2 separate regions of the Homo sapiens genome follow, and region 2 is linked to region 1. Evidence: read pairs that join two places in POLR2A ChIA-PET (ENCODE). Cell type or tissue: PC-9. All regions are shown on one strand. Each heading gives the region's core, and the rest is flanking DNA. Links, peaks and the distances in the headings are about the cores only. Region 1 has its middle 210 kb from the start of LINC02445. Region 2 overlaps LOC107984530 (a long non-coding RNA gene).

Region 1 (6,652 bases), core at 1,318-3,817:
AGGATAAATGCTTGAGAGGATGGGTACCCCATATTACACAATGTGATTATTATGCATTGTATGCCTGTAACAAAATATATACTCCATAAATATAGATACCTACTATGTACCCACAAAAAATAAAAGACCCCTAAAAATCCTTATTATTCCAATTTCAATTAGTTTAAATTGAAGTCCTAATTTCACATATTTAAAAGGAGGATAATCATGACAAGATTGTTACAAGCAATATAAATAACACTTGTTAACCATCTTTGGTTCAAAAATCAATAAACACTTGCTGTTATTAAAATTATATATTGAAAGTTATGAATTAAAGTTTAAATAGTGTCCCTCTATATCTCTATTTAATGTAAATGAAATTTAAATTATAAAAGAAAAACTAAATGCCCGGGACTTGGAAGAAATGCAGTTCTCTCATTTTGCATGTCTTTATGTAGAAACATAATTTTTACAGCTTTGATGAAGCTACATATTTTGGAAACAGAGCTTTGATGACCTACTTTGTCAAATTGCCAAATCACTTTTATAAAATTGCAAAAAGACTCTCAACTTGATTAGAAAAGCACTAGAGATTATTTTAAATATAACATTACATTAATCAAATTAGTAGGCTGTAGACTGCATTGTGTATTAGATTTAAGAACAAAATTCAACTTGCTAACCTAAAAAGAATTTTTTTCTAAAAATCCTCAGTAGAAGATATGCATGTATTCCCTACATTTTAATAGAATATATGAATACTGTTTTGCAAAAAAAAACACCTTTTTTTCTAAAATTTAACAGAACATTTAATTATTCCTATTAAAATTCACAGAGAGACATTGATAACAGTGCTATTAAGAGGGCATTTTATAATCAATTCAGTTATTTTTAATTTCTTATCATCTTTTCTTTCTTCACATACTTAATGTTGAACAATGCATAAATTAAATATTCATTGAGTAGATGTTATGCTCCAGAAACTGTAAAAACTATATACAAATAGAGTAGTGGAGAGGAATAAAGACATGTAATGATACCATCAGAATAATTCCTGAAACATAAGAATGATTCCTACAGTTTATACAAGATAAAATAGTTTAACCCAGTCTAGATGTTTTGAAAAAGACACAAATTGATAGCAGAAGGAGAAGCTGAAGCAAATACACAACAGCAGGAAATACATGGCATTTTTATGGAATGGCTACAGTTTGGGAATGGCTAGATATAGGGTAGAGATGCATTTTCTACCCTGTAGAAAAGATGGAAGAAGCTTATGAATCAAGGATTTTCACTGGCATGAACTTCAGCCAAGAACCCAGGAGAGATCCCTGCATTCCCCTGCATTCATTTGGTCCTATAATTTTTTAAACTTACAAAACTGATATATTTTGAATATAGCCAGTTAAGACCACCTCTCTCTCTACTCTAACTTCTCTGTGATACTTTTCCTCATGCTGAATGGCATCAGGGGGGCCATTGCCATTTTTGTTACTTGACTAATGGGAAGTGGAATGGGGGTATACGCTGTTTGATGGGACATGTTTATGTGCTTTGAGGTCATTTCTGCATATTGCTTAGATATTGCCCATCATTTTGGTGTAGAAATGGCTTTCAAGTATCACTATTACTGAATGTTTAAACTTACTTGAGTTATAGCATGAAGGTATGACATAGGTCATAGTTTTTTTTCTGAACTTTGAGATGTTTTCTCTTATTTGGGAGATATTCAAATAACTTTTAAATTTGCAGCACCTTCCATGCACATTCCAAGTACATATTCACTTTCACATCAAGTTGAAATCTTCTATTTTTTTCTCAAGAAGTCCTCTTCCACCTCCCCTAAAATTGCTTAAGCTTTCAGGCCCCATTAAATGTGCATCTTTTCCTAATCATAGGTTTCGTGGAAATGAGATATTAAGAAACATGGGAATGAGGTCCAAAAGATGGGTAGAAAAAAACCTTATGAAAAACCCTGTGACATTGAACACTGTTTGAATGCCTGATGGGCCAAATTCTGTCCACTGACTATTTTTGTATAGCACACAAGCTAAGAACTATTTTTATAGACAGGAACTTACAATTGATGTGATAATGCAGAACACTATTTTTGAACCCCAAGTTTTAATTCTTCCAAATTCATTCTAATTAGTAGACTTGTATAATAAAAAAGTGTTCATTATTGTTATTTTACTATAGTTTGAATTTCATCAATCAGAATATATGGAAATTTGTTTTCTACTGTGTTATATAAATACCTTAAAATATAATTTTGCTTCTTGACATGCAAAGCATAAAATATTTACTCTCCATCTCTTTGTAGAAAAAAGTATGCTAACCCCTGTTACAGCAATGATGAGTCATTGGCATTCTTTCTAAACAAGGGGTTGATTTTACTAGCTCTGAGTTTTGCAATGGTCTAGATGGAAAAAAAATGCATAGGTTCTAACCAAAGAAAGTAAAAAGGGAAATTTAAATAAGAGGAAATTGTATTAATAAATATTGAAATACATGGTAGAAAAGTTCCTGGAACAGAGTATATTCTAAATAAATATTAGTATTAAATTAATACTTTTTCTAGTCCTTGATATTTCATATTGAATAGGAATTTTAGAGAAAGGCATCAAAGACACACAAAATACAGCATGATTCATCATGCAAACTAATAAATGAAAAACATTTAAATCGTATCCAAAATATAACATTTTACTAAACTACTAGATATGACCTGTCTTTTGGATACTTAATATTGAAGCAGGAATTAACTCTCAAAAGAATTGTGGATGACAGTAATTTCCAGCTATTCTTGCTGTATAGTTTTCTGATGCTGCAACTTAAAGCTAGAATTCTTAGGTCTAAAACAAGTTGGTTCTCAGTCCAGAGAGAAAGGAAGGGAGAGAGGGGGATAAAAGAGATGGAGACATACAAGCCAAAGCGCCAAAAAATCTACATGAAGTGGATTTTGACTGGGTGCTAGTTGGTGGCCCAGGAGGAATATCCAATGCTGAAAACACTTGCTCTCATCTTCTGAGTTAAATTCTAATGGTTTTAAGTAGAGCAACTTGAGGAGAGTGCTGCCTACTTTCTGTCATTAGCATGCATGATACCTTTAGTTTCATCTCAATTTGTATATCCCAGAATCTTTACTTATTCAACTCACTCATTGAGTGTTAATTCCATGCCAGTTATTTTTCCCAGTTCAGAAGACACTCATCTGGCTCTCAGGCTGTGCACAAACATGTGAAAGAGTCATACATTTTAACATGCAAGCATCCTGGGAATCATTGCATTGCAACTATAAGGACACACATAAAAAAGAGAGTGTGCAAGACAACAATTCACCTGAGCCATGGGTGGAAGGGAAAGATTTCCCAGATGGCCTGAGCTCTCATTGAGTCCTAAAGGACAAGTTGGGGCTATTTGGGTAGAGAAGGTAAAGTACAGGCTAGGAAACTTTCCAGACCAGAAAGAGTACATTGTGCAGTGAACTAGAGCTTATTATAGTTGGGGAATAGATTGTAGAGATGATGAGGTGTAGTAGAGATGAAGACAGAAAGGTGAATAGAAGTAGAGCACTTCCGCAAAACCAAAACAAAAGAGCCATTCCCATTTATAGAATACAAATGGTTATAGCTTAAAGACTGAGACATTTTCTACTCCACCTCCCTCATCCTGTGATTTTTTTTCATGGCAATAAAATTCTAGAAATTTGCCAAAAATGTATGTATGTGTTTCTAAAATACATACTGAAAAATATTTCACTGAAAAAATATTTTGTTAAAAATTATACATTTGATTAGTAGAAGCAGTGAATACTATAATTTTTAAAGAAAAATAGATGAGTTTATTTAAACGTAATATCAGGCTGAACCTGTTGGCAAGAAGGGAGTATATAGTTCAGCTTTTGAAGCTGCATAACTACTTTCGAGCCCCTAGTTTAATTAAAAAAAGAAAAACTACTGGAAGTCAGTAGCTTGCTAAATATAAAAAGTACATCTGTAACAAATAAACTTAGAATACATATCTTAGATATTTTTTGTATAAATAAGGTAATAACCTCAACTATCAAATTCATCATTACATAAACAAATGCTGGGGTTTTATTACCATTTGGTGGTATTTCTTTTATAAAATTTTATATTTTAATACAGTGAACATGATTTTATATAGAGGGGTGTGTGTGTGTGTGTGTGTGTGTGTGTGTGTGAGAGAGAGAGAGAGAGAGAGATTTATCTGTTTAGAAAATAAAAAAGCATTTCAGTGTAGAACATCAGGATGCCAGCTTCAAAAGTGGTGTTTAATATATCTCTTACATGCACCTTCAGGTTGCAAGAGCACTCTGTAAGTACAATCTACTGTTACTCTTGCTTTTTTTTTTTTTTTTTTTTTTTGAAAATTCCCTTTGCTGTTTCGCTTCATCCCTGCTTGAAATTGAATGCCTTCCTTTTTCTCGATATACTTTTCTTGGACTCAACATCTGGACTAAAATTAATAGCCACCATTACTCTTATTCTCAAATACAATTTAATTTGCTCTTTTAAATAAAGGTTCTCTGAAATTCTCAGTATTAACCCTATCTGGCTTTTACCTGGGAAATCCCAGGAAACTTACCCAAAATTGGCCACTTTTTTTAGAATTCCTGCTGTATTTCTCTTAACTAATCTTAAACAAAGCAGAATGATTTTACATTATGAAAATTATTATGGTTAAATAAATTCTAGAATGATCTGACATATCACCCCTTTCAGAAATACACAGGGGAGTGTATTTCTGGCTAACATAAAGTACAAGCTGAGCAGAGCAATCTTACTGATAGAAAAAAAATTCCAAAATTTAATTATCAGTGTAGACTTTGCGCCTTGCTTCTAGGTATTTGTCAACTGCAGAAGACAGATGACATAAATACACTGTTCAAATAAAAGGTAGCAAATGTTATAATAGTGGAAGGTAAACACGGTAAACAAAAGCTCAGAGAATGTAGTGTCTCCCTGTACTGGGGCTGCAGGGAAACTGGGAAGGGGGGTGGGTCTCTAGGGATGAACTATTAGATAAACAATTACAGAAGGAGCACTGTAGTCTTATGGAACATGTAAGGCATTGTGACTTAGAAGGGTCTAAATTTGAAACAGTCATTTGGTATGTTTAAATATAGAGATGGTTTTGGGGGTGGAGATTGGAGAGAGGTGAAGGAGGGCTAGGAAGCTATTTTAATGATAAAGTGCCTCACACACCATGCTAAGTATTAGATCTTTTCTTCTGAATATAATGACAAGCCACTGAAACTTTTAACACAAGAAAGTTACATAAGGGTATCAGTGTTTCACAAAGTTAACTCTGGTGACAATGAGGAATATACATTGAAGAAAGGAGAAGCTGGAATTAGAGACACCAGTTCTGAGTCTATTTCTGTAGTCCATAGAGGTAAAGATAAAGGCCTACCTGAAGGCAGTGACAGTGGAAAAAAGAAAAGAAAACCAGTGTCCTAACTGGTCTTTCAATCTTAATTTTTTGCATTCTTGAACCCAAACTGCTACATATCAGGTTAATCTTTTCTAAGCAGAAATTGAATCTTGTCATAGACATGTATGAAAGCATTTAATAATGTTTTATTACTTATCAAGTTAAATCTTTGCCTTCACAAGACCTAAATTCTACCTTTTATTTTATTTTAGACATTTCTGTTTTGTTTTTCCACAATCAGCAATCAAGTCAAACCATTCTTTTTTCTGTACCCTAAATGCGTGGTCATATAGGTTTCAGCAAGTTGTTTAGCTTCAGTTTCTCTATGTTTAAACCAAAAAATAGCAGCTTTACTTACACAATTTTTGTGAGGATTAAATTAGATAATCATTTGGTTAACACAGAACCCTGTTTCAGAAAGAGTGCATTAAATATAGCAATTCACATCATAATTTCCATCACACATTTCTGTGAATTTTCTCCTATATGGCTCTGTATGTAAAATTTTATTTACTCATATCAACCTGTCAAAATCTGATTTTTTCATCAAAGCCAGAAGCAATCCACAGCTGCACCATTTCTTTCCATTACTTTCCATTCCCATTTTGGAGTCACCAGTGTCTATTATTTCCATCCTTATATCCAATGTATCCATTGTTTAGCTCCCCCTTTTAAAATGAGAACATGTAGTATTTGATTTTATGTTTCTGAATCATCTCACTTAGGATTATGGCCTCCAGCTCCATCTATGTAGTCAGAGCAATCAAGGAAGAAAAAATAAAAGGCATCCAAATAGGGAAAAAAAGTCAAATTATCTCTGTTTGCTGGTGACATTATCCTATACCTAGAAAATCCTACGTATTCTTCCAAAAAACTCCTAGTGTTACCAGTTGAAGGGTGACCAGGTTCTTGGCATCTTGAAGAAAGAACTGGGCAAAATGCACAAACAAAGCAAGGAAAGAATGAAGCAACAATAGCAGAGATTTACTGAAAATGAAAGTACACTCTACAGAGTGGGAGTGGGCCCAAGCATAGGGTCTCAAGAGCCCTGTTACAGAATTTTCTGGTGTTTAAATACCCTCCAGAGGTTTCCATTGGTTACTTGGTGTATGCCCTATGTAAATGAAGAGGCTGAAGTAAGTTACAAAGTCATTCATTCAGTGTACAGTCTGTGTAAATGGAGAGGATATTTCTTGTCATTGCTGAAAAG
Region 2 (6,652 bases), core at 2,486-4,985, 1.8 Mb before region 1:
CTGTAAGGAAAAGTACTGTAATTTCTATTCCACCACATTGTTGATATTAAATGAGTTAATATATGTGAAAATCCTTTGGAGAAACCATGTATAGTAGACAGTAAGGGTCCCCTCAAAATGTCCATGTTCCAATCCTCAAAAATGGTAAATATTTGCCTTCCATGGCAAAGAGGACTTGCAGACATGATTAAGGTTAAGAACTTTTAAATGGGGAGATTAACCTGGATTATCCAAGTGGACCCAACCTAATCATGAGTCCTTCAAAGCGGAGGACCAGTCAGCAAGATAGTGGACTAAGAAGCTACAGGCCCTCCTTCTCCCACAGAGTCACCAAGTTAATAGCAGTATACCGACCAGAATACCTCTGTGGGGATGCTAAAGTTCAGTTGAGAAGCTACAGCACCAAAGTTATTGTAAAACTAAGAAGGGGGCTGGGTGCGCCAAAGTTATTGTAAAACTAAGAAGGGGGCTGGGTGCGGTGGCTTACGCCTATAACCCCAGCCATTGGGAGGACAAGGCAGGCCGATCACCTGAAGTCAGGAGTTCGAGACCAGCCTGGCCAACATGGCAAAACCCCATCTTTACTAAAAATATTAAAAAATTAGCCAGGCATGGTGGCAGACACCTGTAGTCCCAGCTACTTTGGAGGCTGAGGCATGAGAATTGCTTGAACCCAGGAGGCAGAGGTTGCAGTGAGCCAAGATCGTGCCACTGCACCCCAGCCTAGTCAACAGAGCGAGACTCCATCTCAAAACAAAACAAAACCAAAACCAAAAAGGGAGTACCAGCAAAAGGGATAGGAAAAGAAGGACATTATATAGTGATGGAGAAGTCAATGCTCTAAGAAAATATAACAATTATTAATATTTATGCACCAAACCTCAGAGCACTTAAATATATGAAGTAAACTTTGACAGAATTGGAGATAGAATTAGATAGCCACATAATAGTAGGAGACTTCAATACCCCACTTAAAAAAAAATGGAGAGAACAACCAGCAGAAGATCAATAAGGAAATAAAGAAATTAAACAACACGGTAGATCAATTGGACCTAAAAGATATATACAAAGCACCCCACCCTAACAACAGTAGAATATACATTTTTTTCTAGGGCGCATAAAATGGTCTCCAGATAAACCATGTGTTAGACCACAAAACAAGTCTTAACAAATTCAAGAAAATGGACATCACAATGGATTAAACTGGAAAGCAATAGCACAAAGAATACGGAAAAATCTACAAATATGTAGAAATTAAACAACATACTACTTTTGACCAATAGGTCAAAGAAGAAGTCACAAAGAAAATTGGGAAATACCTTGAGACAAATTAGAATGGAAACAATATTTCAAAACTTATGAGATGCAACAAAAGCAGCACTAAGAGAAGTTTATAGCTATAAATGTGTACATTAAAAAAGAAGATCTCAAATCAACAACCTAACTTTACATCTTAGGAAACTAGAAAAAGATGAACAAACTAAATCCAAAGCTAGCAGAAGATAATAAAGATTAGAGCAGAGAGAAATTAGAGAACAGAAAAACAGTAGGAGAAAATCAACAAAACTAAGAGTAGCTTTTTGAAAGGATCAATAAAATTGACAACCCTTAGCTGATTAACTTAAAAAAAGAGAGAAGACTGAAATAACTAAATATAAATGAAAGAAGAGATGGTACAATTAATGCCGAAGAGATAAAAAGAGAATAGTATAAGTGAATACTATGAACAATTGTACAGCAACAAATTGGATAATCTAGAAGGAATGGATGAATTCCTAGAAATATACAACCCACCAAAATTGAATCATGAAGAAATAGAAAATCTGAGCAGACCAATAACAAATAAGAAGATTGAGTCAATAATCAAAAACCTCCCAACAAAGAAAAGTCCAGGACCAGATGACTTCACTGGAGAATTCTACCAAACATGTAAAGACTAATTAACATTTATTTTCCTCAAAGTCTTCCAAAAAATTGAAGAGGAGGAAACACTTCTAAGCTTAATCTATGAGGCTATCATGACCCTGATACCACAGTGAAAGACACTACAAGAAAAGAAAACTACACACCAATATCCCTGATAAATAGTGGTGCAAAAATCTTCCACAAAATACTAGCAAACAGAATTCAATAGCACATGAAACAGATTATACAGCACGACCAAATAAGATTTATTCTGGACTGCAAGGATGGTTCAGCTGGTGAAACTCAGTCAGTGTAATACACCACATTTACAAAATGAAGAGCAAAAGCCACACAATCATTTCAATGGATGTAGGAAACACATTTGACAAGATTCAACACCCTTTCATAATAAAACACTCAACAAACCAGGGATAGAAGTAAACTACTTCAACTATTAAAGGCGATTTATGCAAAGTCTACAGCTAACATACTCAATGGTGAAAGACTGAAAGCTTTTCCTCTAAAATCAGGAAGAAGGCCAAGATGCCCACTCTGGCCACTTCTATTCAACATAGTATTAGAATTTCTAGCCACAGCCATTAGACAAGAAAAAGAAATAAAAGTATCCAGATTGGAAGGAAAGAAGTGAAACTACCTCTGTTGGCAGTTAACATGATCTTATATGTAGAAAACCATAAAGATTTCACAAAAAAAACTATTAGAATTAATAAATGAAGTCACCAAGTTGCAAGATACAAAATCAACACAAAAATTAGTTGCATTTCTGTACATTATCAATAAACAATCTGAAAAGGAAATTAAGAAAAACGCAATTTACAATAGCATCAAAAAGAATAAAATACTTAGGAATAAACCTAACCAAGGAGGTAAAACACTTGTATGCTGAAAATTATAGAACATTGCTGAAAGAATTGAGAGAAGACACAAATAAATTAAAAGACATCTTGTGTTCATGGATTGGAAGACAATATTGTTAAGATGTTCATACTACCCAAAGCAATCTGCAGATTCAGTACAATCCCTATCAGAATTCCAGTGGGGGCCAGACACAGTGCCTCATACCTGTAACCCCAGCTCTTTGGGAGGCCAAAGCGGGCGGATCTCTTGAGCCCAGGAGTTTGAGACCAACATAGGCGACATGGTGAAACTCATTTCTACAAAAAAATACAAAAATTAGCTGGGTATGGTGGCATACTCCTGTAGCCCCAGCTACTCAGGAGACTAAGCTGGGAGGATCTATTGAGCCTGGGAGGTTGAGGCTGCAGTGAGCCATGATTCCACCACTACACTCGAGCCGGGGCAACACATCAAGACCCTGTCTCAAAAAAAGGAAAAAAATTCCAATGACATTTGTTGCAAAATAGAAAAATTCATCCTAAAATTCATATGGAATCTCAAGGGACCCTAAATGGCTAAAACAATTTTGAAAAAGAGTAACAAAATTGGATGACTCACATTTTCTTATTTCAAAAATTATTACAATGAGACAGTAATCAAACGGATGTGTTCTGTCATAAAGACAGACAAATAGACCAAGGGAATAGAATAGAGAGCCCAGAAATAAATTATCTTACATATGGGCAAATGACGTTCAACAAAGGTACCAATAATAGACAATGCCAAAGGATACTTTCTTCAACAAATGATATTGGAATACTGGGTATCTGCATGTAAAAGAATGAAATTGGATCCTTACCTTACGCTGTATACAAAAATTAACTCAAAGTGGGTTAAAGACATTAACATAAGATCTTGGCTGAGTGCAGTGGCTCACTCCTGTAATCCCAGCACTTTGGGAGGCCAAGAAGGGTGGATCGCTTGAGTCCAAGAGGTTGAGACCAGCCTGGGAAACATTACAAAACCCTGTCTCTACAAAAAGTACAAAAAATTAGCTGGACATGATGGCGTGCACCTGTGGTCCCAGCTCTTCAGAAGACTGAGATGGAAGGATCTCTTGAGTCCAGGAACAGAGGTTGCAGCGAGCCAAGATCGTGCCACTGGCTGCACTCCAGCCTGGGTGACAGAGCAAGACCCCATCTGAAAAAAAAAGAAAAAAGCCCATTAACATAAGATCTAAAACTTTAAAACTCCTAGAAGAAAACACAGGAGAAAGCTTCATGACATTTGACTTTGCAATGATGTTTTGGATATGACAACAAAAGCACAGGCAAGAAAAGCAAAAATAGACAAATGAGACTACCTTAAATTTAAAAATTGTCGTGCATCAAAGAATACAATCAGAGTGAAAGACACCGTATAGAATGGGGAAAATAATTACAAATCATATCTCTGATAAGGAGCTAATATTTAGAATATAAAGAACTACAACTCAACAACTGAAAAATTAAAAAATCCAATTAAAATATAGGCACAGAACTTGAATAGATGTTTCTCCAAAGATGATATACAAATATATAAGCATATGAAAATGCACTCAACATCACTAATTTTTAGAGAAATGCAAATCAAAACCACACAAAGATGTCACCCACACCCATTAGGATGACAACTCAAAAAAAAAAAAAAAAAGGAAAATAACAAATGTGGTCAAGTATGTGGAGAAATGAAACCTGTGCACTGTGTTGGGATGTGAAACAGTGTGACCACTATAGAAAACAGTTTAGAGGTTCCCCAAAAAATTAAAAATAGAACTACCATATGATCTAGTGATTCCACTTCTGGATGTATATCCAAAAGAATTGAAAGCAGGGTCCCAAAGAGATAGCAGGGTCTCAATCCCATGCTCATGGCATTGCTATTCACTACCCTCAAGAGATGGAAGCAACCCAAATGTCCCTCATGGATGAATGAATAAATAAAATGTGTTATATACATACAGTGAAATATTATTCAGCCTTAAAAAGGAAGGAAATTGTGTCACATTCTACAACATGGATGAAGCTTCATTGAGTACATTATGCTTAATGAAATAAGCCAGTCACAAAAAGATAAATGCTATATGATTCTGCTTATATGAGGTATCTAAAATTCATAGAAACGGAAAGTAGAATGGTGGTTACCAGGAGATAAGGGGAAGGGGGAAAACAGATGTTTAATGGGTACAAAGTTTCAGACTGAGGGGTGAAAAATTTCTAGAGATCCGTTTCACAGGAATGTGAATATACTTAACACTATTGAACTGTGCAATTAAAAATGGTTCAGATTGTAAATTTTATGTTTTTTTACCACAATTCAAATAAAATAGGTAAATACAAAAGAGAACTCTTCCTAACTATGGTCAAAGAAAGTGATGCAACTACAGAGGAGTCAGAGAGATGCTGGTTTTGAAGACGGAGGCAGGAGATTATGAACCAAGGAACATGGGTGGGCTCTAGAAGCTGGAAAAGGCCAAGAAATGTGTTCTTCCTTATAGCTTCCAGAAAGGATCACAGTGCTGCTAACAGCTTGATTTTAGGAATTCTGACTTACAACACTAAGATAATAAATTTTTGTTGTTTTCAGCCACTAAATTTGTGGTAATTTGTTACAGCAGCCACAGAAAACTAATACACCATGTCAGCTTTGAGTGGCAGAGTAATGAAGCACAGACTCTGGAGCTCAACTGCTTAGGTTCAAATGCTAGCTCTGCCACTCTCTAGCTTTGTGAACCTGTTTGCTTAACCTCTCTGTGTCTCAGGTTCCTCATCCATAAATTGTTTTGTTTTTTTTTCGTGGGATGGGGGGCGGGTCGGTGATGGAGTCTCACTCTGTCGCCAGGCTGGAGTGCAGTGGCACCATCTCGGCTCACTGCAATCTCCGCCTCATGGATTCAAGCCATTCTCCTGCCTCAGCCTCCTGAGTAGCTGGGATTACAGGTGCACGCCACCACACCCAGCTAATTTTTGTATTTTTAGAAGAGATGGGGTTTCACCGTGTTGGCCAGGATGCTCTCGATCTCCTGACGTCATGATCCACCCACCTTGGCCTCCCAAAGTGCTGGGATTACAGGCATGAGCCACCACGTCTGGCCTGTTTTTGTTGTTGTTGTTTTATGAGATGGAGTCTCACTCTGTTGTCCAGGCTGGAGTACAATGGCGCAATCTTGGCTCACTGCAACCTCTGCCTCCCGAGTTCAAGCAATTCTCCTGCTCAGCCTCCCGAGTAGCTGGGATTATAGGTGCCCACCACCATGCCCAGCTAATTTTTGTATTTTTAGCAGAGACAGGGTTTCACCATGTTGGTCAGGCTGGTCTTGAACTCCTGACCTCAGGTGATCCACCCACCTCGGCCTCTGAAAGTGCTGGGATTACAGGCGTAAGACCACGTCTGGCACATAAATTGGGGTTATTAATAGTACTTCATGAAGTAGTTGGGAGGATCAAGGCAGTTAAGTCACCTGAGGTACCTAGTACAGTTTCTAGTAGACAGTAAGTAGCCAATATGTTTTACCATTACTATACTATTCAACATGACTAAAGTGTCATACAACTGCAGGGTACTTCTGTTCCTTTTACATTTATTGTTGTTACTATTCTGTGAAAAAAGATGAGTCCCAATCTGATATGCATAAAGTGTTTGTGTAATTCATTTCGCAAAAAGTAAGAAGGATAATTTTTTTACACCAAGCTATATTAATCAAACCTCATTCTTAAACTTTTGGGGTCATTTTTCTCCTAATAAGATAAGGCATACTAATAGGCACAAGGCTCACTATGCTTCTTTAGCCTTTTCAATATTTATTCTCCTAACGTGCCTCATGTATTCAGGCCATCTAGACTATTACCGG

The links. ChIA-PET counts read pairs that join two places held together with the same protein. Peaks named below come from ENCODE experiments on the same cell type or tissue, not always from the same donor. Only the 100,000 strongest peaks of a DNase experiment are listed, where the experiment ranks them.
Region 2: POLR2A ChIA-PET joins it to region 1 with 7 read pairs; 2 of 35 experiments call an interaction of 5 or more read pairs at or near these places.

What each region holds. Positions count from the first base shown.
Region 1 is chr12:73,545,270-73,551,921 of GRCh38, forward strand. No RefSeq gene overlaps it. Among named protein-coding and RNA genes, the nearest start is that of LINC02445, 210 kb to the right of the region's middle. In PC-9, for the core only: no CTCF peak of the experiment used is centred there; a DNase peak (open chromatin) is centred at 2,352.
Region 2 is chr12:71,711,149-71,717,800 of GRCh38, forward strand. All of the region lies in intron 1 of LOC107984530 (a long non-coding RNA gene), which reads left to right. Among named protein-coding and RNA genes, the nearest start is that of TMEM19, 28 kb to the left of the region's middle. In PC-9, for the core only: no CTCF peak of the experiment used is centred there; no DNase peak of the experiment used is centred there.